Linked DNA regions of Mus musculus: regions 1 and 3 are each linked to region 2. A link is a loop called in an ENCODE intact Hi-C map of the cell type or tissue named here. Cell type or tissue: heart. All regions are shown on one strand.

The links. A loop is a pair of places that touch in the nucleus more often than their neighbours do. Peaks named below come from ENCODE experiments on the same cell type or tissue, not always from the same donor. Only the 100,000 strongest peaks of a DNase experiment are listed, where the experiment ranks them.
Region 1: it touches region 2 in a loop (4-fold over the local background); 3 of 42 quality-filtered maps call a loop at or near these places.
Region 3: a loop joins it to region 2, with 4 times the contacts of the local background. A loop is called at or near these places in 7 of 42 quality-filtered maps.

Annotation. Positions count from the first base shown.
Region 1 is chrX:142,734,852-142,742,851 of GRCm38, forward strand. The region is part of intron 2 of Tmem164 (transmembrane protein 164); the gene reads left to right. It overlaps Mir652 (microRNA 652), which reads left to right and starts at 4,149; the gene lies at 4,149-4,246. In heart, no CTCF peak of the experiment used is centred here; a DNase peak (open chromatin) is centred at 3,080.
Region 2 is chrX:142,678,154-142,686,153 of GRCm38, forward strand. Tmem164 (transmembrane protein 164) reads left to right here and starts at 3,573. Exons shown (of 7, transcript NM_001199360.1): 1 at 3,573-3,786; 2 at 4,138-4,796. The coding sequence starts at 4,410. In heart, a CTCF peak has its summit at 3,330; DNase peaks (open chromatin) are centred at 3,048, 3,568, 4,468, 5,088 and 1 weaker place; H3K4me3 peaks cover 5,959 bases; H3K27ac peaks cover 4,560 bases; H3K27me3 peaks cover 441 bases.
Region 3 is chrX:142,387,123-142,395,122 of GRCm38, forward strand. Acsl4 (acyl-CoA synthetase long-chain family member 4) reads right to left here and starts at 3,413. Exons shown (of 16, transcript NM_207625.2): 1 at 3,183-3,413. In heart, CTCF peaks have their summits at 683 (motif pointing right) and 3,725; a DNase peak (open chromatin) is centred at 3,429; H3K4me3 peaks cover 2,030 bases; H3K27ac peaks cover 1,918 bases; H3K27me3 peaks cover 738 bases.

The sequences.
Region 1 (8,000 bases), 57 kb after region 2:
GTTAAAAGGAAAGAGGCTAGAATGCACAGTGGCCTGTTATGCCTCAACTTGCTAGTTCATTTCCACAGAAATCCCCTTTATTGCTGTCTTGGAAATCTTGACAAATACCAGATATATTGGAAAAACAAAATGTCACAAATATTTAAAAATACTTTCTGACTAGGTGTTCAAGTCTATCCATTTAGTATATATATAAAATATAGTCTGCAGACACATTGGTCATTTAGCAAGTATCTGATGAGCATTTTGTCTGATACATATGCTTTGGACATATGATGTGAGAATCATACACAACCTACCCTCCAAGAGATGAGGGGTGTTTAACAAAAAGGCAGCTGCCTAGAAGTTAGAAATGCTAGTGGATGTTGTGAAAGAATAATTTCCACACGTCATTTCTGCAGTAGTAATTGACGGAATTCTTTTTCATCCCTGGCTTGTGTCCCTCCCCCTTACCACCCTCCTCTCTGTGTATATGCAAGCACATGTGTGTGTATACATGTTTGTGTGCATGCAGCTATGTGCGTGCATTTGTATGGAGACAAGACCTCACTAAACCTCAAGCCCATTGATTGGTAGACTGACTGTCCAGCAAGCTCCAGGAATATACCCACTGTTCCGTGCTCCTCGGGATTTAGGTAAGTTGTAGGTGAGCGCTGCTTGGCAGCTGTGCATGGAAGCTATCTGTAGTGAGTTTCTTGCCCATAGGAGCTGTGTCCTGCATCTCTCTATGTGTCCATCACACAAACTGCCTCCCTCAATATTGGGTAGTGGTCATAATATGTTTGGTTGGTTGTATTTTGGTGCTTGGGTCCAACTCGGCCTTGTAGTTGGTAGGCAAGGCCTCTACTAACTGATCTAAATCCACCACCTCTTATTCCGATTTTTCTGACAAGTTTTTTACCTACTGAGTTCTTTCCTGAGTTCTTTCCCTAGTTCTTTGAATCAGAGGTCTGGATAGGAGGTTAGCACCAAAGCCACTGAAGCAAAGGGAATTTCCCACCACAGCTAACTCATTTTGGTTAGAAATTTCCACCTTCTTTTCTAACAGATACCTATCAGAATGAGTTGTCATTGTTGATTTGTCATTGTTGGTTGTGTTACTTACTCCAGAGTGGAAAGTCCTTTGCTGGGCATTCTAGGCTTTCTGTAGACAGGAGCTATGCTCTGGATCGCTTGTGTACCTAGAACACAAACTGCTACAGGTAATGGGTTATCTTATCGTCTCTTGCTTTGTTCCTAGGAGTACCACAAGTGATAGAAATTCTCGTAAAAAAAAGATTTTGTCTTATTTTAAAATTGTGTGTGTGCATGTGTGTGAGTGTGTGTGTATGTGTGTGTATTGTGTGCACATGAGTGTAGGTGTTTGTAGAGTCCAGAAGAGAGATGTTAGATTCCCTGAGGCTGCCATTACAGGCAATTGTGAAGCACCTTTCGCAGGTGAACCTGGGTCCTCTGTAAAAGCAGTAAAGTGCTTTTAAATAACTATTGAGCCATCTTTCCAGCCCCATGGTGGGTGGTTTTATTCTTATTTTAATGCTTTTTTTCTCCACTGCTGGGGACCAAGCCCAGGCAAGAGATCTACCACTGATTAAAATCCTAAAACCCCTATTTCTATTTTCAAAGGTAGAATCAACTTGGCCTCATGTTTGGGAATGGAGCCTAGGTGGTAGACTGCTTGCCTAGAACACACAAAACTTGGTTCCTAACTCCAGCACCTCCCGGGTGGCACACAACTATAACTCCTGCAGATGAGGGGTGGGGCTAGAAGGATTAAAAATGTAAAGATTCAGATCATCCTTGGCTATATATGGAGTTTAAAGCTAATCTGGAAAACATAAAATCTTGTCTCAAAAAGAAAATAAAGAGAAAAAACCCTTAAATAATGGAAAAAGAAGAGAAAGAAGCCTGAAGATGTTGGAAAAACCTCTTTCCTTTGTCTATACATTTCCCACCGCACACCTCAGGCTAAAAACAAAACAAAACAAAACAAAACAAAACAAAACAAAACAAAACAAAACAAAACACACACACACACACACACACACTCAAAACAGAACAAAACAAAGCAAAAACAGACCCTTCACTAGTGTTTCACATAATCAGCTAGATCCTTGTTGTCAGAACTCTGAAAATGTTCTATGTGCCTGTGACCCTGACCCAGTTGGTCACCTTCCTGCAGGGGGACTGGACACCATCCATCTCTCCTACAGGTTGGCATAGCCTTGGTTACTTCAGAACTCTCTTAAAGTTCCAAGGCATCCAGGTCATTTCGTTGTAAATATTTTTCTGGGATTGAGGTCCAGGTGTCAGCGGGATATTTCTCAAGTGGGTCAGATGGAGGAGGACTCTGTACACTCCCTGGAAGATGCAGTTCTCCTTCCCTGGCTGTGCTCTGGCAGTGGTGTACTCTTCTTGCCTGCCACTGTTGTCGGCACTATGGAGAATGGAACAAATTACTTTGTGGTGGAGACAGGAAGTGGTGATAACTATAAACGTGACCTTTGCAATTAGGTAGCTTTGGAGACTGAAGTCTGGCTCTTTTGAGACAGGGTGTCATGTAGCCAGGGCAGACTGCAAACCTCCCAAGAAGCCAAGTTCAGGATGACCTTGAACTTCTACTCATAGCCATAACTGATACTCTACTCATAGTCATAAGTCATACTCTACTCATAAGTGAACACAGTAGCTTCACAAGTAAAAAAAAAATCATAGCCTGCACATCTCAGAGGAAAGAAGCATTTTAATATCTTGCTAACTTGTATTTCACAGCTTCCAAAGATGCCGTGCTCTTCTGCATCAAAGGAAGGGTGAGGGATTGATATTGGGGAGGCACCTTGGGTGGGTGCATTCCGACTTATGTACATACGTCTGAGCATGCTAAGTTAAGGCCATCATTCAAGGGAAAAAAATCAGGGCAAGAAAGAGCTCGTGCAGAGAAACTGAAGTGATGCTGTAAAGGTGGTGGAACCTTCTGCTCACATCTGGCTTGCATCATCAGTCATCGACAACTGCAGTGGGCTAGGACGGAGAAGACAAAGCTTGAGCCAGCCGGACTTGTGCAAGAGCTAAAACAGAGGCCCTAGCTGACTAAGCTTTTCCCCTAAGCCCCGCCCCTGGTAGTATCTGCTTGCTTGTTTCTTTCCTTGTAACCAGAAACAGTCCTCAAGCTGCTTCTGGCTTTTTGAATCTAGTGGTATGGTCTTAGGGAAGTTTCGGCTGTGTGGCTCAATTTTTCCCATATGCCTACTGGGGCAGGGTTGGGGGAGGGGTTAAATATCACTTACAGCAACAGGGTTGCTTTGAGGAATACTCAAAATAGTACCGGTAACATTTTAGCTTTCATATCAGGCACATGGAAAGTGCTTGGTAATGAATAGTTGCTGCTGTTTTTGTTACTAACAACCTTACAGTAACAAACATAAGTTTTTCTTTGCGTGCGTTTTCTCCTTTTGCAGTTTTAATCACCTCCCGTCAATTGTGATCCAAAAGTATTAAATGGAAACTCCAGAAATGAAGACTTGATATGTTTTTAAATTGTGTATCATGCCAAGGTGTGAGATGCTTTCTGCTTTGTACTTCTCAGGACACCAATCCATTTGTCCAGTGTCTCATTTGTCTATGCTTATTGTATTTTAATTATCGTGTTTCACTGTGGTTTGGTTTGCTACTGTGTCTCACTATTGAACTAAAACCTATCATAACAGGAGAAAAGCACCATCTCTAGGATTTGGCATTCCTTGGCAGTTGCAGGTCTTCCCTCGGGAGGGATCTTAGAATGAGCTGGCAACTGCTTTTGTGAACAGTACAATTTTGGGGGAGTTCCTGTTTTCTGAGTCCAAGTACAAAACTTACTTACCATCCATCCTTTCTTCAAGACTTTCGTTGCCATGTCTTTTTTTCTTTTTTGAACAGGGTTTTACTGTGTTATCCAAGCCGGTGGATCTCCATGTATAGCCCAGGCTGGTCAGGTGCTCCTGAACCTCTTGGCTCAGCCTCCCGAGTGCTGGGATCACAGGTTTGTACCACAATGCCCAGCTTATCTTCATGATAGAATTTGGAAGTAATATTGTAAAATTTTTCTCCTTAAATGCTCATTCTTTTTTAGGCTTTATTCCCAAATTCTAGGTGTGTTTCCATGAAGGGCCTCCAGGAACAGCTATGTACTGCACAACCCTAGGAGGGGGTGCCATTCACATAGAGTATAATTGAATGGCGCCACTAGGGTTGTGCAGTGTACAGCCTACACAACTCTACGCGGCGATCCTGGCAGAACGAATTAATAATGTATTAGCGCTGTCTTCGTCGACGGTGTGGTCTGGGGAACAAATATAGGGTGGTATGATTCAGAAGTGTTCCCAAGGGGTCTGAAACAGAAGCTGCTGCTGTAACCAGGAAAAGAGAGAGAGAGCAGGGGGGAGAGGGAGAGGGAGAGGGAGAGGGGAGGGAGAGGGAGAGGGGGAGAGAGGGAGGGAGAGAGAGAGAGAGAGAGAGAGAATAGTTGTTGTTGTGGTGGGGTTATTATTCTCTGGCAGAGACAGTCAATCAAATGGGAAGTATATTTAAAGTACATTTACCTGTCTTTGTGCAGCAAATAACGTTTTGAGGGTTTCCTATGTAAGTGCTGAGGTGTGGAGAAGGGCTGGCATAAGAGAGCATTGGCCCTGGGCCTTGTGAAGGAAGCTGGGTGGAAACCTATCAGGATAGGTAAGAGACTTGCCCTGGGCGGGGGTAGTGGAAGGAAATATGGAGGTTGTGGGTGAATGAGCAACGGTAAATGGTGTAGCTTGGCTATATGGGAATGCATGTGAAGGGGATGGGGAGCAATCAGTGTTTTGGAGGATCAAGTGATGAAGGCAGTAACTTGGTTGTTAAATGGAAAGCTTTGCCTCTATTCACCAACTACATACAGAGCAGCTCTTCCAAGTGTGTGGCCTTTAAAAGCAGCTTTATTGAGATCTATTCACACACTCTATAAAGCACTCACTTGAAGCATACCTTTGAGCTCATTGTGGTGGTGGTGGTGTATTCCTGTAATCTCAACACTTGGAAGAAAGACCAAGGCAGGAGAATTGAGAGCTCACTACCTGCCTGGGGTACAAGAATGGGACCCTGTCCCAAATAGAAATAAGTGAGTGAATAAATAAAGTACACAGTTGAATGCTTTTCAGTACATTCATATGGATATGTAACTGTCACTGTAATACAGTTTAGTACATTTTCAAGGACTCGCCAATGAAATTCCATGCCATTAACTCTCAACTTCCTATGTTCTTCCTATACATCTGCAATGCCCCCAGAGTGTTTTTAACTATAGATTTGCCTGTTTTTGACATTTCATATAAATAAAGTTATACCATATCTTTTTGTGGTTTTTTTTTTCATTGTGTGTGTGTCTGTAATTACATGGTCTTTCTTCTTGCAGTGCTGAGGATCAAACTTCGTCTCATTCATGCTAGGCAAAGGGCCCTTTTACTGTGCCTCACCCCTAGACCTTGGTATGATATTGTTAAGGTTAATTAATGCTGTAGCATATATGTTGGTACTTCATTTGTTTTAATCCAATGTAATATTGTCTGGTTTGGATAGGTATATTCTGTGTACCTTTTTATTCAGTGATGAGCATTGTAATTAATACTCTCTTTTGGCTATTAAGAATAATGATATTTTAACCTCTATTAGATTTTGGGTGGGCATATGTTCTCGTTTTTCTTGGCTATAGAAGTAGGATTAGGGGCTGGCACAGTAGTTCAGAGATTAAGAGCACTGGCTACTCTTGCAGGGGACCCAGGTTCAATTCCCAGCAGCCATTTGGAGGCTCACCATCATCTGTAACTACAGTTCCAGAGGATCTGCTGCTGTCTTCTGGCCTTCCTGGTAACCACACATGCATGTAGTGCACAGACATACATGTAGACCAAACTCCCAGGCACATAAAATAATAGAGCAAAATTAAGAAAGAAGTAGAGTTGTTGGGTCATGTATATGATAACCATGTTTAACCTCTTGGAGGAATTATCAAGCTATTTTCTAAAATGGCCACACAGTACTACATCCCTACTAATAGTATTGGAGGGCCTCAATTTCTCCATCTTCTGTTGAATACTAATAATTGTTATTTTAAAAACTGATATGATGTGTGTGTGTGTCTGTGGGCAGGTGTGTAGTGTGCATGTATGTCTGCTTATTTATGTGAATGAATGTATGTGCATGTGAGTGCAGGTGTGTGCAGGTGCCACTGTTACTATTTGGAGGTCAGTGGACAACCATAAGTGTCATTCCTTGCCTTCCACTCAGTTTGAGACAGAACTTCTTGTACCTTGTACGCTGGGCTAGCTGGCCTACCAGCTTTTATGGATTCTCCTGACTCTCCCCCTCTCTTGGTGTAAGTGTGCGGGATTACCTATGCATACCCCTGCATCCAAGTTAATGTAGGCCTCCGGGATCTGAACACAGCTCCTCACCCTTTCAAGGGACCTGATACTGGGTCATCTTCTTGGTTCTGATAGTTTCCTTTACTGTACCTATGCTGTTCTTTCGAGAGCTATTTCATTGTGGGTTTAATTTGCATTTCCCTGATGTTTAGTGGCACTGAACATCTTTTTTTTGTGTACATATGGACCATTTAGATATTTTCCTTGGAGCAGTGTCTATTTAAACATTTAGCATATCTCCTCTTTGGATTTTTCTTCTTTCTGCATTTTATTTTACAATACATAGTTGTACTATTATCTCCTGTTGACCTCAAACTTGCATTTCTGTGGTGTTAAAACTATAGACACTATACCACTATGCTGAGCCTTTAGCTTACTTTTCAAATTGGCTTGTCTTTAAAAATTATTCTACTGATTTATGTGTGTTTGAATGTGCATATGTGTACATACATGTGTGGAGGTCAGAAGGCAACTTGCTGGAGTCAGTTCTCTGCTTCAAGCATTTGTGTCCCAGGGATTGGACTCAGTTTTTAGTTTTGTCAGCAATCTTTATAGACCTGGATACTCCATCATTGTCATATCCATGACCTACAGCATCACAACCATCTATTTGTTTCTCAATATCCTTTGAAATTGAAAATATTTTAATTTTTGAAAAGTCCATTTTACATTTTCTATTGTTTCCCAAGTTTTTAGTATAATTTAAATTTATTCTTCGAAAATTTTCATATATGTTGGGCTGGGTAGATGGCTCAGCAGAATACTGGCTACTCTTCTAGAAGACCTGGGTACAGTTCCTAACATCCATGTAGCCACTCACCACCATCTGTGACTCTAGTTCCAGGAAATCAAATGTTATCTTCTGGTGTCTATGGTCATAGGTGGGGTACAACTCCACCTCTAGAGGACCTGATGGCTTTGGCCATTTCGGGTACCTGTATTTACATGCATATACCCCTCCCCACCACATAATTTAAAATAAAATCTTCAAAGAGAAAAATTATATATGTGTATTCTGTGTAGTTGGTCATACTCACGTTCCCATTCACCCTGCAACTTCTTCCAGATCCCTGCAAGTCTCTTTCCCCATTTAATGTCTTTTTTTTTTTCCGAGACAAGATATCACTATTGTTTTCTCTGACTGATGTAGAACTCACTGTGTAGACCAGGCTAGCCTCAAATTCAGAGATATCCCCTTGCCTCTGTCTTCTGAGGGCTGGAACTAAAGGTAAGCACCACCAAGCCTGGCTTTAAAAATGACCCACTTAGACCCGCTAGAGCTGTCCATATGTACTTGGGTGTGGGGCTATCCAATAGAACATGGACAACCTAGTGCCTATATCTGTAGAAAAGTTGCTAATAGTGCCTTAGCACGAGGGTTCAGAGAACCTTTTCCCTGATGATTGTGTTTTGATGTCATATCATATCATATCATATCATATCATATCATATCATATCATATATCATATCATAGAGATGTCAAATCCAAGGCATTGACACATTCCTGTTTTTCACACGCTTCAAAACTTTGGCTCTCACAGCTGCTTTGACTTTGAGTAAGGTGGTCCA
Region 2 (8,000 bases):
GGCATTAATGATAGACTAAAAAAAAAAATCATTCCCCCAAAGTCTAGTTTAGTGAACTAGGGAGTTTATCTGGGCCTACTTACAGGCCCATGAATGACTCAAAAGCAGCTGCATCAGTGAAAAGCCCACCCCAGCAAAAACCTCCCCAAGAAGCCAGGTAGACAGACTTGCATGTCTTTAAGGCCAGCATTCGGGAGGCAAAATCAGGTAGATCTGTGCATTCCAGGCCAACTTGATCTATGAACCCAAGTTCCAGGACAGCCTGGGCTACATAAGTAGATCCTGTCTCACAAAAACAAACAAACAAACAAAAAACCACCACCAACAACAAAACAAGACACAGGAAAACCCTTCCCCCAATACCAGCTCCTTCCATCCTTGCTCTCCTCTTACTCACTTTATCACCCTTAAGGAGGTGGTCCCTAAACCACCAATGCCCCATATCACAGTCTTCCCTTCACAGCCTACTCCTGCCTCCCACCTCCTGCCGGCTTCCTTTTATCTCACCCTCTACCCTGCTGCACCCATGCCCCCCCCCCCCAGGGGCCCCAGAGCAGCCTCTCTTGCAACTGCTCTGAACTGCTCAAACTGCTAGTCCACACCAGGTTCCCTTTTCACTATGGGGCACTAGGACTTCCCTAAGAGCCAGTGAGATGGATAATCAGGTAAAGGCACTTTGCTGCCAAGCCTGAAGATTTGACTTGGACTCCCGGGACCTACACGGTGAGAGGAGAGAACTGACTCTTGTCCTCGGACTTCCAAACACATGACATGGTACTTGAGTGTCCCGTGCTCTCACATAATGAATGAATGAATGAATGAATGAATAAATAAATAAAATAATTTAAAAATGCTGCACTTAAAAAGCATTTTTGTTGTTGTTCTTAAAATTCGACCCATCATTTGTTTAATTTCTTCCTTGCCTCTTTACCTATAGGGGCAACACTTTCTTTGTGTTTCTTTGGTGTTTACTATGTGTCACTCTGTTAGGCACCGAGGGGTATGTTTGTGTAGAAAACATTAAGACCCTCCCATGCGGTCGGTGGAAGAGCTGGGTGTGGGAGGCAGGACTCACAGAGAGAACAATGGAAGGCAGTATGTGATTCAGAAGAAAATGAGAAGTGCACGCAACAAATGCTATACAAGTTTGGAGGAGGGAGAGCCCGCTGGAGGCTGGGTGGGGGATTGAGAAGAGTGATTTTTCCGTGGGTTTTGGAAGGTGGCTTGTTTCTGTAGATGTGGGGGAGGGCACCGAATTGGAGTGTATCACTTAAAGGCACATGCAAATGCTTGCTTGGATTCTTTTTTTGTTTGTTTGTTTGGTTGGTTTTTTTGAGACAGGGTTTCTCTGTGTAGCCCTGGCTGTCCTGGAACTCACTCTATAGACCAGGCTGGCCTCAAACTCAGAAATCTGCCTGCCTCTGCCTCCCAAGTGCTGGGATTAAAGGCGTGGGCCACCACCAATTAAAGGCACTTGCTTGGATTCTTAACAACAGGTAGTATTTAGTGGATACGCTCCACGTGACAGACAGGAAATAATGTTTTACAGAAGTCAACTCATTTGAACGAGCAAAACCCTATGAGCTATATTGTCATCCTTCTTCAAAGATAAGGAACTTGAGGCCTCCAGATGCTACATTCCTGTGCTCGGAGCCCCCTCACTTTGTTCTTTGGTCATACAGCCGAGATTCAGAAAAAACAAAACAAAACAAAACCCCAAAAAACCAACAACAACAACAACAACAAAACCGCCTAAGGAGGGCCAAGTGAGTGCCTCTGAACTGATCTTGTTCCTGGCCATTCTTTATTAGTTAGCCTCTTGAAAAACATCCTGCCTTTGGTGGATGCTTCAAAAAGCTTAAAGTCAGACAAGCTTGCCTGGCTGTATTTGTTAGGTTGCAAAGGATGGGAAGGTATCGGCCTGATAATCCAGGAGACTGTAGTTTACATCTTAAGACTGGCTTACAGTCGACATCAGAAAGTGTTTCCTAAGCAAGGTACCTAACTGTGGTTTTTCTGGATATTCTTCTAACGTATGCGAGTCTGCAATAAATATTAAACCAATATGAGGTACATTCTGAGTAGTTCTTTCCTTAATTACCGGCCCTTAGAGGAGCCAGCCCAGCCACGAGGTAGAGAGCGTCAGAGAAGAGGGGGCCCCCTGGACCCAGCTAGCGCTCACTTTTCCTGGCTGTTCTTTCCAAGGTGGGGTTAGGAAGCAGCTGCGCTCTCTCTGTCTCTCGCTCTCTGTGTCTCTCTGTCTCTGTCTCTGTCTCTCTCTGCGGGTGGGGGACGGGGGTGGGGAGGGAAAGAGGTCAGGAGAATCTTCTTTTCCTCCACCAAGTCTATCACTGAAGGTTCGCTGTGGTCGGAAGGGGGCGGAGAGGAAGAAGGACGGCAGGAGGGAAGGAGGGAGAGAGCCAGCAAGGTTTGTGTAGGGTGGGGGGAGGGGGGAGAGAGAGAAAAGCATCAGAGCTGGGTTAGAAGGAGTCCGAGGAGAAATCCTCAAATTTAGGCACTCAAGAAGAAAGTGAGGCTGTGACAAGAAGGTGAGCAATACTTTTATGGTCTTTTTTTTTTTTTTTTTTTGAATCTCCCATTTCAAGGCCGAAGGGAGGAAGCAGGAAGTCCATACTCAGCACACTCCCCAAGCTAAAGCCTGTCCATCAGTTTCACAGCCTTACTCCTAGAAGTTAGCGAGGACCGGCTGAGTGCCCAGTATGTGGTCAGGTATGCAAAGTAGTGGCCCGAGAACCAGGTCAACGGAGGAGTTAGTCCGCCAGGCTTAGGTGGGGAGGTGAATTCAGTCACAGTGGCGAAAGAGCAAAACTGTGCGCGAGTGCACGCTTGGAGTGCAGAAGACCAGGCTGGAGAAGGAGGAGGAAAGAGGCGGGGATGGGGCCTCCGAGGGTAGCAGGGTGGGGGCGGGGGTGGGGTGGGGTGGGGTGGGGAGCAGAGAGGAAGCAGGGCAGGAGGTGGGAAGCGAGGACGAAGTGGGTAGGCTGTGGAGGGAAGGCTGCGAGGCGGGGCAGTGGTGGCTTGAAGACGTGTGTATGTGTGTGTGTGTGTGTGTGTATGTGTGTGTGTAGGGAGGGAGTGAAGTGGATCGGAGGAGTGTGTGTGTGTGTGTGTGTGTGTAGGGAGGGGGTGAAGTGGACGGGAGGAGGGCCGAAGGTGGAGGGAGTTGGCGACGAGGGGGTGGAGAGAGGGAGGGGAAACCGGAGGAAGCGAGCGGCGGCTGCCGGGGGAGGAAGGCAAGGAGGAGGAGCCGGAGCGGCGGCGGTGGCGGCTGCTGCTGCTGCTGCGGCCGCCTGGGGAGCCCAGCCGAGTGCCGCCTGGGGCTGCGGGGAGTGAGGGGAGACGGAGAGTTCGGTGGAGCCCGGGCAGCGGAGCCGAGCAGCGGGTGAGTGGAGCCCCAGGGGGACTCGGCGGCCAGTCCTCGGGGGGCCGGACGAGGAGGAGCGGGAAGATGGAGCGGTGGCGGCGGGGCGGAGGGTGGCGGCCCCATGGCCCGGCCCCTGGCTGGCCCCGCGTCCCCGCCCTCCCTCTCGGCTTCCTCCCGCCGCCCGCCTGCGCCTGGGGGGCTGGTCCGGAGCAGGCGGAGGGCTGAGGGTGGCGCTGGCCCGGAGGGCGGGCGTGAGGGGCCAGGGGGGGTGGAGCTGGGGGTTCGGGGGTGTACCCAGGGGCGGGAGGCTGGACCGGGACTGCTCTAAATTGGCTGGAGAGGGGGCCCCGTCGGCGGCGAAGTTGCTAGCTGGGGGCAGAGACGGCCACGCGGTTGCAGGAGTAAGACCCCCCCCCCCTCTCGTGGAGTGGCTGAGACGAGGAGTCCGGCGTCCCTGCCCTCCCCGTCGCCCTCCCCGCCTGCCCAGCCCTGCTAGCTTCTCTCCTAGCCTCCGCGTGTCCCCTCTCTCTCTCACCCCCTTCTGCCTCCCGCTTGGCTCCCTCGGCAGTGCCTAGTGCCGGGCCCCCTAGGTCCCAGTCCTGACCCTCTTGGCCTCCAACTTGCCTTCACCCGTGCTTGCTTGGCCACCACTCCCGTTCCCCTTTTCTTCCCTCACTAGTTACCCCTCCCCGCTTCGTTAATTCCCGTGCAATTGCCTCTTTGAGACCTTTTTTTCCTCTCCTTCCTTTTAGATTGGCCAACGGCTCCTTTCAACCCTGCCTCGTTGGTGGCCACTGGAGAAGCGCGGGGGGCTCCCCAGACAGCCGTGGGGACAAGTTAGAGCCAGCACTTTATCCCGGGCCTCGCGTGTAGCTTTCCCTCCCCTGTTCTAGGTGCCCCAGTGTCCAGAGGGGGGTGCGGGTGTGCCCTCCTTACATGTTCCACCGCCCGGGCAACCCTTCGGTCTCGTGTTCCATCTCGCTCTTGCTTCCTGTACCGTAGTCAAGTGGAGCCACTTTGCATCATGTCCCGGTATAGCTACCAAAGTCTCCTGGACTGGCTCTATGGGGGCGTCGACCCCAGTTTTGCAGGCAATGGGGGCCCCGACTGTGCTGCCTTCCTGTCTTGGCAGCAGCGGCTGCTGGAAAGTGTGGTGGTCCTGACCCTGGCCCTGTTGGAGATCCTGGTGGCCCTGCGGCACATCCTGAGGCAGAAGGAGGACGGTAGGGGTGGCCGTAGCAGCCAGCCACAGCAGGTGACCCAGCGGCCAGAGGAAGGCAAGGAGAGCCTGAGCAAGAATCTGCTCTTAGTAGCCCTGTGCCTGATCTTCGGGGTGGAGGTGGGCTTTAAGTTCGCCACCAAGACCGTCATCTACCTGCTCAACCCTTGTCACCTGGTCACCATGATGCATGTGAGTCTGTTGACTTTTTCCTGGGCAGCCTAAGTGATAAGAGTCATTAGCGTGCTCAGGACACTGGTGTGTAGAGCACTTCGTTCCCGTGGGAAGTGGGACCCTTACAAATGCTTTTCCAACCAGCATCCGCTTTTGTGCTAGTAAACTTCAGCATTGCACAACAGGTCAGCCCCACAGTGGAGGTGAACCCTAGAAATGACTTGCACTTGGAGCCCCATGCCCCTCCCATCTCAGCTCTGCTGGGGCCTGGCCTTTTCACCAGCAGGAAGTCCAGCCCCAGCTAGGTGACCATTCAGGATCACATCTGTGGCGCATGGCCAGCACTCCTGCCTTTTGTAGTAGTTTCCCAAGGGGCCTGGTGACAGGCTTTCCTGGAGGTGGTGGTCACACAAGCTTCTTTGTCTCCACTGTGGTACATTGGGGGGAATAGTTTTAGGGGTTTCTCTTAATGACTCTTTCATTTCAGGGTGTCTGCTCTCGGGGTGAGGTCAGCTTTTAGGTTGTAAGATACTTGAGCAACCTAATTTCCTCACAGGCTGGAGATCGCGATCCCGTGTGAGAGGGGTTTTCCTTTTTTCAAACTTCTCCATCTTACCACTTGAAGTCTCCGTCCTATGCTCCAAGGGTGTTCAAGAAAGCTGACTTCTTTTGCTTCCCTGACCTCTTACCCATTAAGCTATGCTAAGACAAGCAAATGGGATTGATAGGGGAAGTTGCCAGCTGGGTACCAGTAATCTGTTCTTTCCTAGGCCTGCTCAGGGAAGTTCTGAGGCTCTAACTTCCTGCAGCTTGAGGAGAAAAGGAAGAAAGGGAAGGCAATCAGGACTTTTAGATTCCAGGCTGTGGAAAACTTTGCTTGTTTGACTCTGACTCGGAGTAGTTTTGAAGCCTGTCATTAGCATCTTTATTGCTTTTATATTTGTTGAAGGTTATGCTCAGGTGAATTGTGACAACCTTGCATAGGGCCAGAGAGGTTGAGATTATTATCCTCACGTTACAGGTTCTAGGATAGAAGTCACTTGCCTCAAGGGAAAAAAAAAAGGTTTAGCATCAGGGACTGACTGACCTCAAACCCACTCTCCTTTGGAGTTGCAAATCTCCAGTCCTAAACCAGGAGTGGCTGAGGGTGATGAGGCCTTCCTGTAAGATTTGGCTGTGTATTTGTAGCTCAGATATCTGCTAGTTCCCCCTTCCTAAATATCCATTTGTTTACCCATTCTTGGCCTCAGTGGAGAATGACCTTGGTCCTTTGGCATCTTGTAGAGGTGTAGATAACTCTGGAATAAAAGGGATGGTATTGATTGGGTCACTAAAAGCATGGAAAAGAGATGGGGTGGGCAGCATTTTTTTGAAAAAAAAATTTTTTTTGAGAGAGCGAGAGCTTCTTGGGAAGGGGGTGCCATTCACAGCAAAGGCCAGGGCTGTCTTGCGCAAATTTGACCCGTCCTCTTTCTTTCTTTTAAATGAATGGCCTTTTTGTTAATGAGGGGCGACAAAACATCTGAGCTTCTGTTGTGTGTGCCTCTTCAGGCAGGAGTGCAGGTGGTGGGTCAGAGGGTACCTCTACAAAGAGGTCTGGAGGCCTCTGGCAACCACAGATCTAGAAGGTCAACAAAGGGTTAAATTCAGCCTCAGTGGGGCTGCTGCTGGGGTGATGACCTCAAACCTGGATGCGCCATGTCTTTTACAGGAAGATTTTAGAGGCTCTTAAAAGACTCAGGAGGCCTGGAGTTAATTAGTTGTATGGCTTGGGGGAAAGTACCCTTTCTGAGCCTCAGTTTCTCTACCCGTAAGATGAGACAAGAGTTGGACACCTAGCCCTTGACAGTCTGTTCTGTGATTCTTTGCTTCAGAACCGTTGGGTATAATAACAGAGACACTTTGAAAGGCTTTTGACCTCCTTATGCCAAAAAAAAAAAAAAAAAAAAAAAAAGGAAACTGGTCCCCGAGGAACTCAGGTAGCTACCCAGTTCACTCTTAGCTTTTGCCCCATATGGCTCTCAGTAAAGTAAAATTCTCCAGGTGACCCTTGGTGGCACATGTTGGGGGGAACGACTAGCAGCTGAATTTTTGCCACCCCCCACCCCCAGGGTTTTTCCCTCCTCTTAGCTTATACCCTAAAGCTACAGAGTGAAGGCAGAGACTGGAGTCATGCTGATACATTCTTGCAGTGTCCTGGGGATTGTATTCCTTTGTCCTCTATCCCCAACCACTGCTTTGTAACCCACTCAGGTCCTAGGCTTTGATGCACCCAACTTTCAATGCGTTCTATGTGGCTCTTCCTTAGAAGCAGGACTATGGATTTTTTTTTCAAGTTGATGAAAGTCAGTTAAAAAAAGAAACATTAACAGCAGCTGTTTGCAGCCAGTGTTCTGCCTTAGATGCAAAAATGACTAATGATAGTTTGGAAGACTACTAACACCTTACCATACTACTAATGTCTACCATTTTACTGCTCGAAAAGCACTTTCCTATGCATGATCGTATTCAAGGTTGTGATAGATCAGCTAAGGCCTGGAGAATGAGATGTTAAAATGTTTCCTGTGAGTGCCTCTATTGCAAAGGGGAGATATTCTGAATCAGGAAATGCTTTTTGCAAATGAATTAGCTGAAATTAGGCTATAACATAGTAACAGATTGTAGAGATGTGAGTTGAAGTGAAAAGAAGTTTCACCGTGATCATGCTCGATGTTTGATACTATCTGTGGCCTCCAGTTTGGTTTTGTAGAAAGATCTTTTCTAGGAGAGTCTCTTTAAGTATGTAACAAGGGCTATGTTACTTTAGGCCAGGAAGTAGGGGAGTTGGAGGGAAATTGATTCCTTTCTCCAGCTCTCATTTTTCAGTCTGCAAAATATTCATTTGCAACGCCTTGTTACACCGACCCTCGTCACAGCCATGCTACATTGGGCGGCTGCCAACTGTAGTAACATAAGGAAGGCCATAACTTGTGTCTGGATTCTCTTCTTGATTAACATTCCTGCTGTTGCGTTTCTTTTTGGTCTCATGTGATTTCTTCGAGGTCTGAGGATGGGAGACTGTTAGTGGCTTATAGGATTTGTAGTGGTACCAGCTCACAGCTCTGCTCTGGCTGGAGATACAAGTGCCCAGGTTAGCTCAGCATTATTAAACTCTGTGCTAAATATCTGCTCTGCCTGCCAACTACACCAATAAGGTTTCTTCAAGCATGACCACTCAATCCC
Region 3 (8,000 bases), 290 kb before region 2:
CATCCCAACTTAAATCTTACTAGTTTAATAAACTATATGTCCATGTGTCTCACTAAAACCACGCCACCCATCCTCTTAGTCTACAATTTCATAGAATAAGTGATGTCCTCTTAACCATCACATCCTGAAGAACAGGAGAGTGGAATGAATTATAAATAGAATGAGTGAGATTTCTGCATATGTTTTTTGGTTGATTGGTTGGTTTTTGTTGTTGTTTGGGTTTTGGGTTTTGGGTTTGGTTTGGTTTGTTTTTTTTTTTTTTTTTTTTTTTTTTTTTTTTTTTTTTTTGAGGCAGGGTTTCTCTGTGTAGCCCTGGCTGTCCTGGAACTCACTCTGTAGACCAGGCTGGCCTCGTACTCAGAAATCCACCTGCCTCTGCCTCCCAAGTGTTGGGATTAAAGGTGTGTGCCACCACCGCTCAGCTCTGCATATGTTTTTAAAATATATTTTTAATTATTATTGTTTAAGACAGGGTCTATGTTGTCCTGGCTATTCTGGAACTTTCTACATAGACTGGGCTGGCTTTGCAGCACAAATCTGCCTGCTTCTGCCTCCCAAAAAGTGCTGGGCTTAAAAGCATGTACCACCATAACCAGCTAAATATTTTTATTTTATGGACATTGGTGTTTTAGTTACATGTTTGTCTGTGGCTCACAGGCATGTCTAGTGCTCACAGAGGCCAGAAGAGGGTGCTGAATCCCTTGAGACTGGGAGCTACAGAGGGAAGAGAGCCACTATGTGTGTGCTGAGAATTGAACCTTGTTCCTCTGAAGAGCAACCACTGCTCTTAACCTCTAAACCATCGCTCCAGGCCCTCTGTTTACACTTTTAAAGTTACTAGCTAATTACAATTTTAAGGCAGTATGTTCACACCCTTACAAGATTCTAAAGGTCATGAGTATCTTCAACCCAGTGTGGTACCCATCCATACCTTTCATCTGCGAGTAGAAATTAACCTAATATTTGTAAAACTCACTCCCTCTGAATTTATGCACTTGAACAGTCGGAATGAATTTAAGAATTAATCATCTTGTTTTGGCCTTTGTTTTGTTTTGTTTTTGAGACAATGGTTCTCCGTGTTGGCTTTGGCTCTCCTGGAACTCACTGTGTAAAGCAGGCTAGCCTTTAATTTAGATATCTGACTCAAACTCAGATTTGCCAGCCTCTGCTCCCCATCTCTGCCTTAGCCTCCACCTCCTCTGCCTGGGCCCCGCCTCCGCCTCAGTCCCCCGCCGCCTTGGCCTTGGCCTTGGCCTTGGCCTTAGCCTCTGCCTCACACCACCTTGACCTACACCTATACCTAAGCCTCCCCAGTGCTGGGATTAAAGTCCTGGACCACTACCCGAGCTAAGAACTAATTAATACTCTATTGATTAAAGCTAGTCTATGAAAACTTTGAGATGATATTCTATCATCTTTGAGATGATATTCTATATATGATATAACAAGATTCAGCCCCAGCCTTAATGTGAAGTGCACTAAAATACATATGTCTTCATAAAAAAAATCTTAGTTTTTTAAAAAACGGAAGCCAAAAGGAGGGGATTTATGGATCATCCTGCCAACCATACAGTCACTTAATTTATATATGTGAAAACTAAGAAAAGTGCCCTGTTCAAGGTGTATATAGCTAGTATAGCTGAGAGGCTGGAGTTGGAGCATCTCCAGAAGTCTGGATTCAGAACAAGATTTTGTTCTTCCTCCACCCATCACATCTCTACCCAACACAGTAAAACTCTTTATATCTGATTGATGCCAAGGCCCTTTATCCCAATTTGCACATATATTGACAATATAATACTGGTTGCTCCATGGAAATGGCAGAGATCATAAATTTGAACAGGAGTCTACCATGTTTCACACTTTTGCACACTCCGCTGAAAAGATGAGCTATGTTTGCAATTTAAGGAAAGAGGCCTCACATTTCAAATTTTGCTTGACCTGCTCAGTAGCAGCACTGTAATTGATCTCCACTTGGTGGTTTATACATTAAGAATATTTGGAAGCCTTGCTTACTGCAAGTACAAAAAGAAAAAAAAACAAAAAACTAAAGTTACAAGTGCAGGAAATGGCTTTCTTGGGTTAACTATCTGTAAAAACATGTCACTAAGCATGAATTTACAGGTTCAAGAGACAAAATATGAGAAGGAACCTCGGTTATGCTTGAATCCAACTGCATGACAGCTGAGCATATTTCCACAGAAGAGGAAACTTAGTGGTTGATTAAAACCATGAACCAGTAAAGCAAACTGCTTACTTCTTCAACAAGGTTCATTTCCCCTTATTCCCATCCCTACCGTCGTTTCTACTGAGTGAGAATTGACGATTTTTTTAAGAGGAAAAGTACGAATGAGCAAATTAATTTCAAAAGGATGGAAAAATGTCTTCGAAGGAGATGCTAGAGTAAAAGGAGAAATGACGTCTGATTTCAAATATGTAACCAGTTAGGCAATGAATCACATTCTCCTAGGTTTTTCTGTCTATAGACATCAGCCAGCCACAGATCTTTTCGGTACTCGAATGAGAGGAAGAGGAAGTGAATAAACCTAATATTAACTATACAGCACCTACTGATCGTGGAGATAAAGACGGGAAGAACACAGGGTACAAGCTGCAGCTATGATCCAGCTGTTTGCTAACATACGTAAAGGTATGGATGCTGAGAGAGTATCTATCGAAAGCGAAGGCACCCTCCCCAAATTCAAGAAAGCAGCTGTTTCTAGAACCAAAGACACCACCGCCGCCGCCGCCACCACCACCCGCGAGCGCCCGGACCCTGTTACAGAGTGTCAAGGGAGGGGACAAAATGGAGCTGAGGTCTAGGGGCGACCTAAAGGTCGTTTGGAGGTCTAGCAGGCACTTGGTGTGCTCAAGTCAACTGAGTCTTGGCAAAGCCCGGTACCCCCAGGAGGAAGAGTTCTCTCAGGCTCTCAGGGTACAGCGGGGGTACAGGGAAGAGCCAGGTGGGGTTCTGGAGGATCCCAGAAAGCATCAGAGGAGATAGTGACGGTGGTTCTCTCCATGAGCCAGCGGCCGCAGCCGGAAAGCCGAGCGCCCACCCCCACCCCCCAAACCCCGACCTCCAGCCGGCTCAGGTGAGGATCCGGGAGCACGTCAGGAATAGGGGACTCTCCGGGGCAAGGGCGCAGCAGCCGCATCCTCCCCAGCCTAGGATCACTCACCGAAGGTGCTGCCTCGCTCGCTACGAGTCTGCCACTGGGTCCCGGCCTTAAGAGGAAGGAAGCTCCTGGAGAGGAGCTCGCGTGCCCGCTAGCTCTGGAGCTGCCTGGCAAGGAGGGGCGAGCCGCGGAGACCAGTGGAAAAAAAAAGAGAGAGAGAGGGAGAGAGCCGCAGCGGCGCGCGCGCAACCCGGACAGCCAGCGGAGGCGGGGTCCGGCGCGAGCCCGGAAAAGACGAGCCCGGAGGGGCGGGCGGAGCGGGGGAGCTCGGTGGTGTGGCTGAGCCCGCCGAATCGCAGGCGGCCTCTGGCTCGGCCCACCCACACGCCCGCCTCCGCTCACTAAGGACGTCACCGCCAAAAAGGCGGAGCCCGATCGGGCTTGCAGCTGCTGCAAAGGAGGAGGGCTGCTTCCGAAGGGTCGCAGGTCGCCTAAAGCCTCCCTTGAGCCCGCAGCCACCATGCCGCTCCCGCAGTGCTGGGCAAAATAGCCCACGAGGGCTTAGCGCCCAGTAGTCTAGAGCCGCAGAACTGGCCCACGCCCTAGCGGGCTACCCGGGACTCCACCCAGGATGAAAGTTCCCCCGGGGTCATCTTCCAGCTGCCCTTAGTTAGATACCTATCTTTGGACTGCCTCGTGCTTCCTATGGGAGAGAGATCTTAACCTAGCTCCTGAAAGCCAAAGCCTTCTATCCTTTTATCTGTTGCCTTGAGCTGTATTAAGATTCCCTGCTCACTCGGGCTTATGAAATATTTCCTGAAGGCAGGGTTTTGCGCGTCACTCAGCAAAAGAGCCCACAACTGATAAAAAGTCAGTGCAGTACCGTGAGATTCTATTGCTTCTGAGACTTCTTGATAAAGGCCATTTTAATCCCCCCAAGAATTGAGAAATTATTGTTCGTAATAAATTCCAAAAGGTATCTCAGGACTTCAAGACAAAACTGTAATTGCGAATAATAAGCCACAACAAACTACCAAGAATAAGTTGCCAGAAGAAATTCTATTCTTCCAGTTCCATGACCGGCTGCTTTTTTGCTTCCTGTTACGGCTGTTTTACTAGCTACTTTTCATTTCTCTTACAGAATGACTGTGTCTGCTACACACACGTACAATAGCTTGCCTCACATTGCTGGCTTCAGTAGTGCTTTAGGCTTTGTGTGTCATAATCATCTGGGATGTTTGTTCCAATGGGAATACCTGGAGAAATAATCCTCAGATGTTTTGATGTGGGTTTTGATTTGGTGAAATTTTTTAATTTTGGATTTTTAAGAAGCACCCCTGCCGGGCGTGGTAGCGCACGCCTTTAATCCCAGCACTCCGGAGGCAGAGGCAGGCGGATTTCTGAGTTCGAGGCCAGCCTGGTCTACAAAAGTGAGGTCCAGGACAGCCAGGGCTACACAGAGAAACCCTGTCTCGAAAAGCCAAAAAAAAAAAAAAAAAAAAAAAGAAGAAGAAGAAGAAGAAGAAGCACCCCGAATGACAGTATTAGTGTGCCTGGCTGAGAGCAGAAATGTCCAGCTTGTTTGAATGTTGTTCTACAGCTGTAGCACTCATTTCATTTCCAATAGAGCCACCAACTTGGGTATAAGGCACTCATGTGCTTTTCCTTTCACAAGATTGACCTAGAAAGTTCAGGACTTCAAACAACAAACTTAATTGTCATCTTTATTTTTATGAGACCTTGTTGTAATGCCAGAAACAGATAATTATTAGTTGGCTATATAGTCCACTAGGTACCTACAGTGTACAGAAACCTGTCATTTATCCCAGAGTTAATACCAAAAAAAAAAAAAATTGAAGGAACAAACCATCTATTCCTCCAACAAACCTAGAGTTTCGTAATGGAATTAAAACAAAAGTACCACACAGACCCAGTGTTCGATATAAATCAACCTGTTAGCCCAAGCAGAAAAAGAACTTGTAATATAAATACCTTTTCTAGTTTCCTTCATCATCAGTCACGTAGCCCAGACATTTTTAATTAACTCTTCTGAACTCAGTAGTCCTCAGCTTACAGAAGTCCCTCAAAATTTACAAGGACTAAATAGAGGAGAAAAGCTATCAGGTTTTGAGTGTGAGTGTGTGTGTGTGTATGTGTGTGTGTGTGTGTGTGTGTGTGTGTGTGTGTGTGTATCGCACACATATATATCGGACCAAGAAGTTACTTGTATTTTCAAAATCTTTATCACTTAAACTATTAATTAGTGCCCACAATGTCCTGGTCAGCTTTATCACCTACCAGATCTTTTCCTTCATATTTAACCACACCCAGGATAAAGAAAAAACATTACTCCAACAAGAGGTAAAATAGCCAGGCATGGTGGCACACTTCTGTAATCCTGGTACTTGGGGGGCAGAAGCAGGTGTAGATCCATGAGTTCAAGGCCAGCCTGCTCTACAGAGTGAGTTCCAGGACAGCCAAGGCTACACAGAGAAACCCTGTCTTGAAAAATCAAAGAGAGGAGGGGGGAGGGGAGACACTGTGTCAAAGAAGAACAAAACTAAGAGCAGGGAGAAGTGGCACAGGTCTGTGATCCCAGCTCTGTACACTAAGACAGATCTAAGTTTGAGGCCAGCCTGAGCTACAAAAGGAAAGCCTATCTCAAGATCACACTATATATATTGACAATGAAAGGAAAGACTGGAGGGAGGGAGGGAGGGACAAAAGGGAAGCAAGAGAAGCCATCTAAGACTTATGACCCCAGAGCGAAAGACTTATGACCCCAGAGCAAACATTCCTCCCTCCCGGGGCAGCTGTCTGAGGTTTGAGAGCAGTTACAACTTTTTTATGCCTTTTGAGGATGGAAGATTACTGTCTTTGAAAGATGAGGAGACAGATGCAAATGAAACAATGTGTCCAGTCACAAACCTAACTAGTAATAGAGCTTGGAATTCCTACCACTCCCAGAGGCTTGCTGGAAAGTAGACTCAATAACATCCCACCAAAATCAAGTTAGAGACAAAGGAAAAGGAAGGAAAATACAAGCTGCAACTCTCAAGATACAAAATACAACACAAAAAAAAGGCATAGGCATGACAAAAAAAAAAGAAAAAAAAACAGAAGAGGTACTGAGAAGAAGGACTGAGGACAGTAGGACAGAGAGACAAATAAGTGCATACACTATTTTATACATATACAAATATGTATAAAATGTCCTAATGAAACCTACTTCTAAGTATGCTAATGTTAAAAATTCATTTCAAAGCCCTTTTTCAAAAAAGTATAGAAAAATAAAGCTTCTAGAAGCTAAATGGAATTGAACAAGGCCGCTCTGTTAGCAGATTTTTAAATGGATATTTAGTGCCTGGTAGCTTTGCTCTCGTGTAATAAGAAGCTGAAACAGATAGCCAGCCTGCTCTTGGCATTAGTTATTTATGGAAGGACAGAAAACAACTGTTCTTCACTACGTACCAAGTCTGCATCTTAAACTTACTTCTTGAGTTACTAGAATAATAATTTCCTCCTGGAGCCCAAATACAAGCAGCAGGACTTTGTGATAATATTTGAATATACAAATTATGTTAGAGTTTGCCATTAACAAACTTTATTTTTACAGACCTGATAACCAGGCAAAATATTTTCTTTAGTGGTGTGTGTGAAGCAACTAGTGAAACCAGAAACCTCAGGAGGTGATCTCACTGGGAACGAAATAATAAACTAAACTTTTTGACTTTTCAAAAGTGCTCAAAATCAGGGCTGAAGGCACAGTCCAGTAAGTCTCTGGGTTTGGTCTCCTCTATCAAATGAAAACCACAAAAATGGTCAAAGGTATACTGATTAGATATAAGTATTATTTTGAACATTGTTTTATCTTTTCTCATAGTCATTTATTTTTATCCTGATATATTTCACTGGTCTTCAGACTCACTGCACAAACCTAAGCAAATGGAAATCCGTCTAATGCTTTAAAATAGGACGTTTAATGATGCTGATTTGTCTAGTGACTTGGGTATTGCCAAGTTAATCTATAAAGACAGTAGGTTTTAAAATATATAATATTGTTACTAATTTCTGGAGCATTTCAAACACATGGAGAGTTTGATCATATTCACCCCAACACACACACACAAACACACACACTTCGCCATAACCCCTCCTGGATCTACCTCTCCACTTCCTATCCCCTCTCCCAACTTCATCTCTTGTTTTTATAACCCACTGATTCCTATGGGTACCACTTATGTACTCATGTGGTGGGACCAGTCCCTAGGGCTTGCTCAGTTTACTAGGGGCCACATCTTTTTTTTTTTTTTTTTTTTTTTTTTTTGGTTTCGAGACAGGGTTTCTCTGTATAGCCCTGGCTGTCCTGGAACTCACTCTGTAGACCAGGCTGGCCTTGAACTCAGAAATCTGCCTGCCTCTGCTTCCCAAGTGCTGGGATTAAAGGCGTGCGCCACCACACCCAACTAGGGGCCACATCTTTTAAAACAACCAGCTCTCCTTACTCCAGAATCTATCAATTGGCAATACCCTACCCCACCAACCCCAAGGCCACATGGACTAGCTAGAAATCATACAGGCACTCAGAGCTGCAGGCACTAGAGTTTTAATGGAACTTTATTTCAGTTTCTCTTTCGAGACTCCTTCAATGTCCTTTTTAAAGCTAACTCCGAAGCTCCCTAAATAAATATTGGCAGTGTTCCTTGACAAAAAATGCTTTAGCAACTTTCCAAAGAAGGAAAAAAATATATTGTTCATAAAGCCAGGAAGAAGGGGGAGAGGGAGGGAGGGAGAGAAAGAAAAGAGATGGGGATAAAGAGGGGAAGGGGGGAGAGGAGGGGAGGGGGAGGGAAGGGGAAGAGAGGAGGAGGGAGAGAGAGA